Linked DNA regions of Homo sapiens: regions 2, 3 and 4 are each linked to region 1. The links are chromatin loops, found by intact Hi-C in ENCODE. Cell type or tissue: MCF 10A. All regions are shown on one strand. Region 1 holds the start of LINC00609 (long intergenic non-protein coding RNA 609). Region 2 has its middle 120 kb from the start of LINC00609. Region 3 has its middle 31 kb from the start of PTCSC3. Region 4 has its middle 110 kb from the start of LINC00609.

Region 1 (2,500 bases):
AGTGGATTAAGTGAGCACTTTGAAAATATGTATTACTTGAGTGATTAAATTGCCAAGCTTCCCCATTTCATTTACATCTTATTTCCATTTCTAGTGAATCATTCCTTCTAAGCACAAGGTTGTGAAAGGAAATCTTGAACACTAATAATAGCATTACAAGCTACTATAACCAGGGCTTACTTACATGATTATCACCAAAGCTCCAATAAATTTCTCAATTTAAATATTAAAAATCAGTCAATGATCTGTTAGCTGGAAAATATCTGGGGTGAAAGAGTGATTACCACTAAAAAATAGATTGAAGTCATTGCTGCTTTTAGAGCCTAGAAAAATACAAAGATCTGTTATTCTAGGTAAGTTACTTACTCTCTCTGCCTCCTTTATGGGCTGCTGGAAGGATTAAATGATTAGTGTGTGAGAAATGCTTAGAACAATGCCTGGCTCAAAGTAAGTAATCAATAAATGCCAGTTCTTATTATCACAGGTATTCTGAATACAGGTTGTGGCGATCAGGAGCTTTGATGACCATGGCAGGTGGCAATGCCCCAAAGTGCAGAAGACGTCAATTCCTCTTCCATATCCCCAGTCAACACACACATTCCCCTCCACAACCAAGAGAAGTGGGCATTAAAGAAAGGAAGGGCAAGAGGAACGACAATTCTAAAAGATCACCAAGGTGTATAGTCTGAATTATTTGGACTAGTTCTGCTGTGATCTTAGCCAATTGACCCTCTGCCCTAATTTCCCCACCTGAAAAAAAAGAAGGCCAATTTATTAAGGGTTTCTGATGCGTGGGTGAAAGAGGCTGTTAACACTCGAAAGTATTATAGATTAACAATCTTTCTAACCATTTTAAATATTAGCAAATGTTCCAGCTCACAAAGTGCCATGGTTTTAGTGGCCTGGAAAACGCTGCAATTTGTTCAAACATCAGTGGGTGTTATTTCTGGATGTTAATCAGTACCATTTACCTTGAGAACCTGGAAAATGTGTGGACTGTGCAAGTCCGCCATCTGCTGGTCCTGGAGACTCTGCGCCGCAGGGCAGAGATGCTTGTCCAATGCGGCCGGCACAGGAGCTCCTTGGAGAGCAGCAAACCAGCCAAAGCTGTTCCCACCACCTCAGGTCCTGATGCTGAATTATCACAGTGAACATGTTGCTTTCCCAAAGGGAGGTGATTTGTTTGAGAGGGTATGTGTGTGGTCTTTAAATAGTTTTGTTCTTTGTGCTTACATTATCATCTAGGAAGAAAAGATAATTTATTGCATCTCAGAAATGAAGCGACTCTGAGATAGCATCTATTTCAAATGCCTCATTTTACACAAAAGAAAAAATGTGGCCCAAGAGTCAGACAACTTTCCCAAGTTACTCAGCCAGTAGTGGCAGGACAGTATCCCCAAGGCTCATGCCTGGACACTTACTCTCGCTACCTTGGAGAAGGTGAAGGAGGGCAGAGGAATCTGCCAAAACAAAGAAAACTTCCCAGCCAGTGTCCTGGGTCACTGTATACGTCTTACTGACATGGCACTTTAGCCATAGTTTGCAAAGAGCTTTAACTTCTCTTCTTATATCCATATAAAAACTTTCACCTCTGATTGTAGCCAAAAGCCAAAGCCCTTTTATGCCCTATTGCACTTATGAAAGGGGAAAAATGCAAGTAAGGATACTTTATCTTGTGATTATTTTCACTTCCTGAAAAGCCAAAGATCTAGCAGTTTAATCACAAAGTCTGTCCTGTCATTCAGCAGCAGATGCCAGCCTCTTGCCCGGCAGCCACCAGAATAGAAGAACCCTACAGGTCAGAAAGTCTACACTCTTATTTCTCCACCAGAGAGAGGTCTCTCTTAGTTTATACAGGCCAACTATTTTTTTTTAATTGGTCTTAGTCCAATAATGACATATTTGCCTGGGTCACCTGCCAGCCAACCAGGAGCGCTCATTCAGCTGGGGTGTGGATACAGAGAAATTCTAGTGCCATCCAACAGAGGGCAGTAGTGCACAGACACATAACCACCCTGCTCAGCTCTCTCCTATCAGAAAAAAGGGGGTGGGGGACACAGGTGCATATTCTTACTGCTCTGACTCTGTCCTGAGAGTGGAGCCAAACATTTTTCAGATGCCAAAATCAATCTTAAAAGTCAATGATCTGACAAGGACAAATATTAATCGCTAATTCCTGTTTCCCCCCACTTCATGACGCTCAGCTTCATACTCTGCCCCTGAGCCTCCCAAACCAAAGTTCTTTTATCACGTGACAGAGACACAAGCCTTGGATCCATCTGAAAACAAAGCTGACAAGTTTCTCACCACCTAGCAACACAAAAAACTCTAAACACAATCCAAAGAATCCCCAAGGGAAACAGCTTCAAGAATCTTGAAAATCATACCTATTTTTGTTTGTAATGTGTGAAATTATTACAAGTATGTTCACCAAGAGGACTATTGATGGATGACTCACAATTTAGCTAAATTCAATGAACCACACACTGTGCCTATCCCA
Region 2 (2,500 bases), 120 kb after region 1:
CAATTCAATCCTGCCTCCAGCTTCCAATCTCCAGATACATTGTGTAGATATGCCTCCTTCTCTTTCTGGTTCTGAGGCTCTTTGAATAAGTTTGCAGAAGACATTTTGGGTGAGAGATGAAGTGAGCGTTTGTTCCAATTTTTCTTAGAGTTACACCTCCAGTTGAGAAGCTTTCTTAAAGCCGTTTATTTCCTCATGGATGTACAGAAGCAGATAAAGCATTTTCTCGGGGCTTATCCCAGAAGCACTAAAAGGGCATTTGAGCTCAGCAAAGGAATGTTTTGATTGTGCAAAACAGATGTCACATTATGGCCGCATATTGCTACTTCTCATAAGAGAACATCTTGAATCACAACTAAATTATGAAGAGGTGATGACCAAACCAATTCTGTAGCCCCTCTTCCCCTAATCACGGCAAATGAAAGAAAAAAGATGATGGACCAGCTCCCAAGTTTTCCTTCTAAACAGATATTTCTGGGAAGACACATAAAAGGAACTGAAAAGTTAGGATTTTTATAATTTTAAAATTCACTTTAAGACCCCTGAGTTTCTGAATTATTCACAAATATACATGATTCCCACACATTCACATGGAAGAATAGCCCAAAATTAGAGTCCCACTATCATCCAAACTTTACATCAAGACGAACCAGTACTGAAGCCTCCCAGATTCCTAATCCTTAATTGCTGGTGAGAGTCTGCAGAGCAAGGTCATTTGCATGACAACCTCAGCCTTCTCAGAGGGCCCAAGATTTTGCTTGGCTACTCACTACAAGTCAAAATATACAGAAGTAATATATAAAATATACTACTTTAGTTCTTCAGCTCCTTGAAAACCATTTCTCCACTCCCAAATGAAAAATAGCATACAAAAAAAAGTATAGCATATCTTATCACCTCAGCTAACTTTTCAAAGTTATAATTTTACTGGAAGATAAAGTCCAAAGCATACAGTGTACATACACACACACACATGAACTCAACCCACATGGATTATTATTATTATTATTATTATTATTATTTAGATGGAGTCTCACTCTGTCACCCAGGCTGGAGTGCAGTGGCGTGATCTTGGCTCACTGCAACCTCCGCCTCCTGGGTTCAAGCGATCCTCCTGCCTCAGCCTCCCAAGTAGCTGGGACTACAGGTGCATGCCACCACGCCGGGCTAGTTTTTATATTTTTAGTAGAGACGGGGTTTCACCATGTTGGTCAGCATGGTTTTGAGCTCTTGACCTCGTGCTCTGCCCGCCTTGGCCTCCCAAAGTTGAGATTACAGGCGTGAGCCACAGTGCCCAGCCATGATTTTTTAAATATTCCAGAATGATAACACTGGGGAACTCCCAACTAAAGAGTAGGCCCCAAGAACTTGTTCTGATCTCGTTTAAAGACGAATGATTTTCATGGAGGGAATTCTCAGGGACCCACATCGTCTATCTGACCCTGCACAGGGGCCCTCCTGGTGCCTCACTGTATCTGGTCACCAAGCCAGCAGCTGGTGCTGGGCAGCTCTCATACAGGAGCTTCCTTTTAAGACTTCAGCTCCAAGGTGTCTCCACACAATCCTCTCGCTCACATATGTTAAAGTCTTATGGGGAATCATATTCCAGGTCAGCAGTTCTAGGCCCAAGAGGGAAAGAGACAGGTGCCCCAAAGCCACTAACTAGCCCTAAGAATTTTTTTTTTCTTTCTCTTTTGCAGGCATATAAAAGAAGGTTTCTCCCTCACTATTCCTCGCCTTCTAATTCTAGTAAGTTTTTCCTACTATTTTCCTCAAGCTAGATTAATTATGAAGCAAGAAGGTCTTATAAATTATTTGTGATTTTTAATGTAATGTCACATTCATTTTCCCCTAATTTTTCATAATGAAAATGAATTAATTTTATACTTAGAAAAAGTTATTTTTTAAATAATAAAGTTAATCTTTGATCTTTCACTCCTCAGAAATGGAATTTTGCCATCAATTCGCTAAGAAAATTAAATATTTTCATGTCATGTTAGTAAGAGAAACAACTGGCTAATTTTTATTTTGTACTTACTCTTACCAGTTTATTATGAAGGATACAACTCAGGAGCAGCTAAATGAAGAGATGCTGAGGGCAAGGCACACTCTGCGTGCACCACCTTCCTAGCGCCTCATTGTGGTCACAGACGTAGATGCTTCCACCTGGCTAGTGGAAGCAGCTATTTATTTGGAAAGAAAATCCAAATTACACAATCAAGGGAAAAAAATTCTTTTTTCTCTCTCCATAATTTCCTTCTTTATTAATCATACTTCACCCAAAGCTATTTAAGATTTTATAAACTTAAATTTTATTTTATTTTATTTGAGTCAGGGTTTGGCTTGTTGCCCAGGCTGGAGTGCAGTAATGCGATCTCAGCTCACTGAAACATTCACCTCCCAGGCTCAAGCGATTCTCCTGCCTCAGCCTCCTGAGTAGCTGGGACTACAGGCGCCTCCCTACCTGGCTCATTTTTGTAGTTTTTTGTAAAGACAGGGT
Region 3 (2,500 bases), 140 kb before region 1:
GGAGAGGAAATGGAGAGAGATGAAAGAAAATGCCATATATGTACCTGAGAGGGAAAAAGAATTTCTGAAAAATATATTGAGCTCTTGAAAAGGAAGTTTCCTACTTGCTTCAGTGAAATAACAATCTAACATAAAGAAGGCATTATCATTGCGTCATGCAAATATTGACTGACTTGGCTAATCAGGACTGTATATCAACAGCCTCTTTTTCCCTGGAGTCTGCAGTGACAGCTTTGTGTACTCTGCAGTCTCTTGTGCCTAAGCCAACAACTGATAGAGTATTAGATCAAAGCCTTGATACACAGATGCCAGGCAATTTGGTATTAAACAAGCGATAAGAGTACAAAAGAAGTCTCAATGTACTTTCACCACAATTTGAACAGCAAATAGTTAATTAGGTTGATAATAGATGTCAACATTTCATATGATGTCATGGTTCTAGAAGGTGTAACTTCTCTCACCCTGAGATGGAAAACTAAATGATTTTATTTTTTAAAAAAGCAAATTTAAATATCATTTCATTATTTATGATTTTTCTCATCTGAAGCATTTGGTTAAACATAGTTTTAATCATTTCTTCAAGGTTTTTTTAAATAAAGGGGCAGAATGTAATTTTTATCTGCATAATTTAAGTGAGGTGTTTAAAAGATGTGATCAGCCAGTAAAGGTTTGCATTCAATGCAAATAATCAAGGCCTGAATTCATTAAGGAGTATGGAGTTGTTGTTATTTCCAGATTTCTTTTTAGGTTTCTTATACGTGAGTTATAAAATATCTTGCCCACTCATTCCAAATAAACAGTGATGTCATGAAATATGAAACAGATCTTCATGACTTTTATCTAAATGAAAAGTAAAATAACCATCGACTTATTTTCAGCAACTAAATCAAATATCAGAAAAACTTGGTGCATTAAAACTTTCTATATAAACATACAAACAGGTCAAAAGTATGAAATGTTCCCAAGAATATTTCTTTAGCTAAGAAATACATAAAATTATTAGACCCTGTATCCTCCCAGGTCTCTAATATTAATTGTAAGGTAAATAATAAATGACTTACTAGTACCAAATGAAGTACTAAATTCTTGGAGCCAAATGTGTAAGTTGCATTATTTGTATGTGAGGAGCGGGGAGAAGCCAAAAAGCAAAACCTCCACAGTTAGGGGAGATGAAAATAAGTATCATAACCTAACTCCACAGTTAGGTTAGGGGAGTTGAAAATAAGTATCATAACAACTACAGACTTGATAGGATTTCACCAAATAAGTGAAGTATCACTACTTTAGTTGGAACAACCACATAGTAAATCTCTGGAATACTACTTCCCTTTTCCAGATTTTATACTAAAATCAATGTATATTAACAGTGCCATCTACTGCTCTGCAGTAACACTACAGTGTCCCAAAGTGGCCCAATGAATCCAAGGTGGTTATTTTTATTTTTACTGGGACATCATCACTGCAACTGGTCCATGGTGCTATTCTGAGGGTGCTATGAAACATGTTAAGCAATTTATGCCTGAGGTTGCAATTTTTTGAATTTTTCCAATCAGACCTTGGTGATGACCTTGAGCAGTAGGATATAAATAACTCCCACATGCTCAGCGTTCCAATAATGGAACACTAGGCATAAGGCATATAGTCATTGACTAACTGCCTTCTTTATTTTTTTTAAAAAAGCCAGATTTGCTTCCAGATAGTGATTCATGGGAGCAACAATGTAGTGAAAAAAGTATTGAAGTAAAGATCAGGAGAGCTGTGTTTTTGTTATTGTTCTATTATTTGACCCCATTTTTCTCTTTAGCCTTCATAATCCTGCCTGGCATAATGTTAACAAGATGATCCTTTAGGATTTCTTTCTTACAGAAAAAAATCCATCATGTTATCACATGGGATGTGAATTCTCTTCATCATACTTTTCAAACACTTTTCAAATTTACTAAGGTTTCTTGAGTTGAGTGCAGGAATTATTATTTAAAGTCTTTCTAACACAAAATAAAAATTATTTAGATAGAAACTAAAATATACAGGCAGTCAGTTTACTTAATCTAGAGAATTCCAATACCTGGGTAATTTCCATTTGTTTATGGTCTTGTTGACGGAGCTCAAATCCAGCGAGAATGGAAAATGTTTCCCCCATAAAATTTACATTAACTTTTTTTAACATCATGACCTATGTGCCTTTTGATGTGATGCACTGAGAAGAATGTGATCTCAATTAGTGTCATATTCCTGATAAAAAGGTATAACTGGAATCTTATGAGGAAACATCAGGCAAACTCAAATTAATAGACTTTCTACAAAAAAATTGCCCTGTAATTTTCAAAAATCTCAAAGTTGTGCAGGACAAAGGACACTAAACAGGCATGACAACTATTAAATGCAATGTGTAATCTTGGAACGAGTCTTGGAGCAGGGGAAAAATTGATATGGAAAATATTGGGACAACTGGCACAATTTAAATATGGGCTATCAGATAATAGTATTGAATCAGTATTTA
Region 4 (2,500 bases), 110 kb after region 1:
AAACACAAACGAAGAGTTGGAGGCACCACAGATTCATTTCCTGGAAAAACAGCCGTAAGAGCTTATAGAGGCTCAGGAGATGGGAATCTGGACTTTTCTCAATAATGGGAGAGAGTGATACATGCTGAAAATGTAGATAATACATTAGGATTGATCCCAATCTCCTCCACTCACCACAGCCTGCGCGAATTCACTGGAGTTAGAAGACCCTCCCAGCAGATCAAGAAAAACCCATGACCCAAGGCCATTCATTCATTCTTTCTTTCTTTTGTCAATATACTAAGTGCATGTTATGTCCCAAGCCAATCAAAGGCTTTCCAAATGCTTATTAAATGCCTGATTGTACTCTTGAAGAGTTAGTCTCTAATTCAATAAAGCCTTCGTTGGCACAGGTTCTATAGGTATAATATAGAGAACTTTATTAAAAATAACTGGTTTAGAGGGTAATCATAACTAGTAACAACAAACACACAGATTGTGTTTCTAAATACCGTTTCCCACTAAAAGGAACCAGGGTTACTTGGAGAAATGGCTGATTCCAAAAATGGTTGGAATAGGGAAAATACAAGGCAACCTGGAATATCTTGTTGTTCAAGAAAGCAAGAAAGTGCTTACATACTAATAGAGGCATGTCAAAAGGACACAAGAACTAATTTGAAGGAGCTCCCACTGTCCATATCTTGGACAATTTGATCATTAAAATGAATAATGACAGAGATAGATTATCACATTAAATAAAAAATAAATGCATGAGTCCATAGCAATACTTAGAAGAAAACAGGGCGGCAGAGATGGGGAGAAAAGAGAAGGAGGAGGAGGTAAGGGAAAAATAAAAGAAAGCTCCGCTTTACAGAAGAATACCAACTGTTATGGGCTGAATTACATCCCCACCAACATTTGTAGGTTAAAGCTTTAACCCCCAATGTGACTGTATTTGGAAAGAGGATCTTTAGGGAGGTAATTAAGGTTAAACGAGGCCCTAAGGATTGGGCCCTAATTCAACAGAACTGGTATCTTATAAGAAGAACACACCAAAGGGCTCTCTCATGCTTTCTCTCTCTCTCTCTCTCTCTCTCTCTACCCCCTTCTCTCCCCCCTCTCTCCCTCTCTCCCTCTTCCCCCCCATGCATATACACAGAGAAGAGATCCTGTGAGGACAAAGTGAGAAGGTGGCATCTATAAACCAGGAAGAGAGGCCACGCCAGAAACCAACCCTGGCAGCACATTGATCTTGACTTTCTAGCCTCCAGAACTATGAGAAAATAAATTTCCATTTACGCCACCCAGATTGTGGTGTTTCGTTTGGCAGCCCAAGCAGACTAATACACCAACTAAAAAATATTGAGGAAATGATAGAGTTAGAAAATCACCATTTTTCAACCACCAATGTAAAAATGATCAGTGGATACCAAAACCACTAGGTCAAAGATTATGGTTTTAAAATATGACCACATAGGTTAACTTTACAATAGGGAAATTAGGCATGACATTACCTTCCTAACCAAGCAATCAAACTTAGCATCATCAACAGTAGGACAGCCTGGTGTGTGCCTCCTGGTGGATCCAATAAGAAATACACATGACCTATCCAATAGTCTTGCAAAGAATGTTTAACCTGAGCCTAACTGTGAGAAAACAATCAGACAAATCCCCAAAGAGGAGACATTTTTGCAAGGCAACTGGCCTAGATCATTAAAACAGAGTCAATATCATAAATAAAAGAAGTCGTAGACCCCTTCTAGACTAAAAGTTTCTAAACATTACAACCACAGAATTAACCAACTTTCATAGGATCTTGGGTCAACAAAAGCACCTAAATAGATATATTGGGTATAACTGGGGAAATTTTTAATGGGCTGCATGTTAGATGACAAAACTGAATTCACATTAATTGTCTTCGGTATGAACAGTGTAATGGGTATATAGAAAATTGTCTTTACACTTAGATAGCGCAAACCAAAGTATCACTGGGTGAAGTATCACAATGTCTGCAACTTCAAGTGGTTCAATAATAACAGAAAAAGGATACATATATACATATATAAATAAATGGGGACCAGGCACAGTTGCTCACACCTATAATCCCAGCACTTTGGGAGGCCGAAGCAGGTGGATCGTTTGAGCTCAAGAGTTCAAGATCAGCCTGGACAACATGGTAAAAGCCCATCTCTACTAAAAATACAAAAATTAGCCGGGAGTGGTGGTGCACATCTGTGGTCCCAGCTACTCAGAAGGCTGAGGTGGTAGGATTGCTTGAGCCCAGGGGCAGCGCAGGTTTCAACGAGCCAAGATTGCGCTACTGCACTCTAGCCTGGGTGACAGAGTGAGACCCTGTCTCTAAATAAGTAAATAAATAAATAGGGAGCAAAATAAAGCAGAGGTAGTGAAATGTTAATAATTGATGGATGTAGTTGTAAAGGGTATACAATGTTCAATGTATTATTCTTTCAACTTTTCTGTGATTTAATTTTTTTTAATTTGCAGTTTAAAAAAATAATTA

What was found. Hi-C counts contacts between places; a loop is a spot of excess contacts. Peaks named below come from ENCODE experiments on the same cell type or tissue, not always from the same donor. Only the 100,000 strongest peaks of a DNase experiment are listed, where the experiment ranks them.
Region 2: it touches region 1 in a loop (9-fold over the local background); 12 of 110 quality-filtered maps call a loop at or near these places.
Region 3: it touches region 1 in a loop (15-fold over the local background); 6 of 110 quality-filtered maps call a loop at or near these places.
Region 4: it touches region 1 in a loop (16-fold over the local background); 12 of 110 quality-filtered maps call a loop at or near these places.

The regions. Positions count from the first base shown.
Region 1 is chr14:36,069,157-36,071,656 of GRCh38, reverse strand. It overlaps LINC00609 (long intergenic non-protein coding RNA 609), which reads right to left and starts at 1,230. Exons shown (of 3, transcript NR_073454.1): 1 at 972-1,230. In MCF 10A, CTCF peaks have their summits at 1,021 (motif pointing left) and 1,984 (motif pointing right); DNase peaks (open chromatin) are centred at 1,026, 1,986 and 2,366.
Region 2 is chr14:35,954,010-35,956,509 of GRCh38, reverse strand. No RefSeq gene overlaps it. Among named protein-coding and RNA genes, the nearest start is that of LINC00609, 120 kb to the left of the region's middle. In MCF 10A, no CTCF peak of the experiment used is centred here; no DNase peak of the experiment used is centred here.
Region 3 is chr14:36,206,634-36,209,133 of GRCh38, reverse strand. No RefSeq gene overlaps it. Among named protein-coding and RNA genes, the nearest start is that of PTCSC3, 31 kb to the right of the region's middle. In MCF 10A, a CTCF peak has its summit at 1,388 (motif pointing left); no DNase peak of the experiment used is centred here.
Region 4 is chr14:35,962,430-35,964,929 of GRCh38, reverse strand. No RefSeq gene overlaps it. Among named protein-coding and RNA genes, the nearest start is that of LINC00609, 110 kb to the left of the region's middle. In MCF 10A, a CTCF peak has its summit at 1,537 (motif pointing left); no DNase peak of the experiment used is centred here.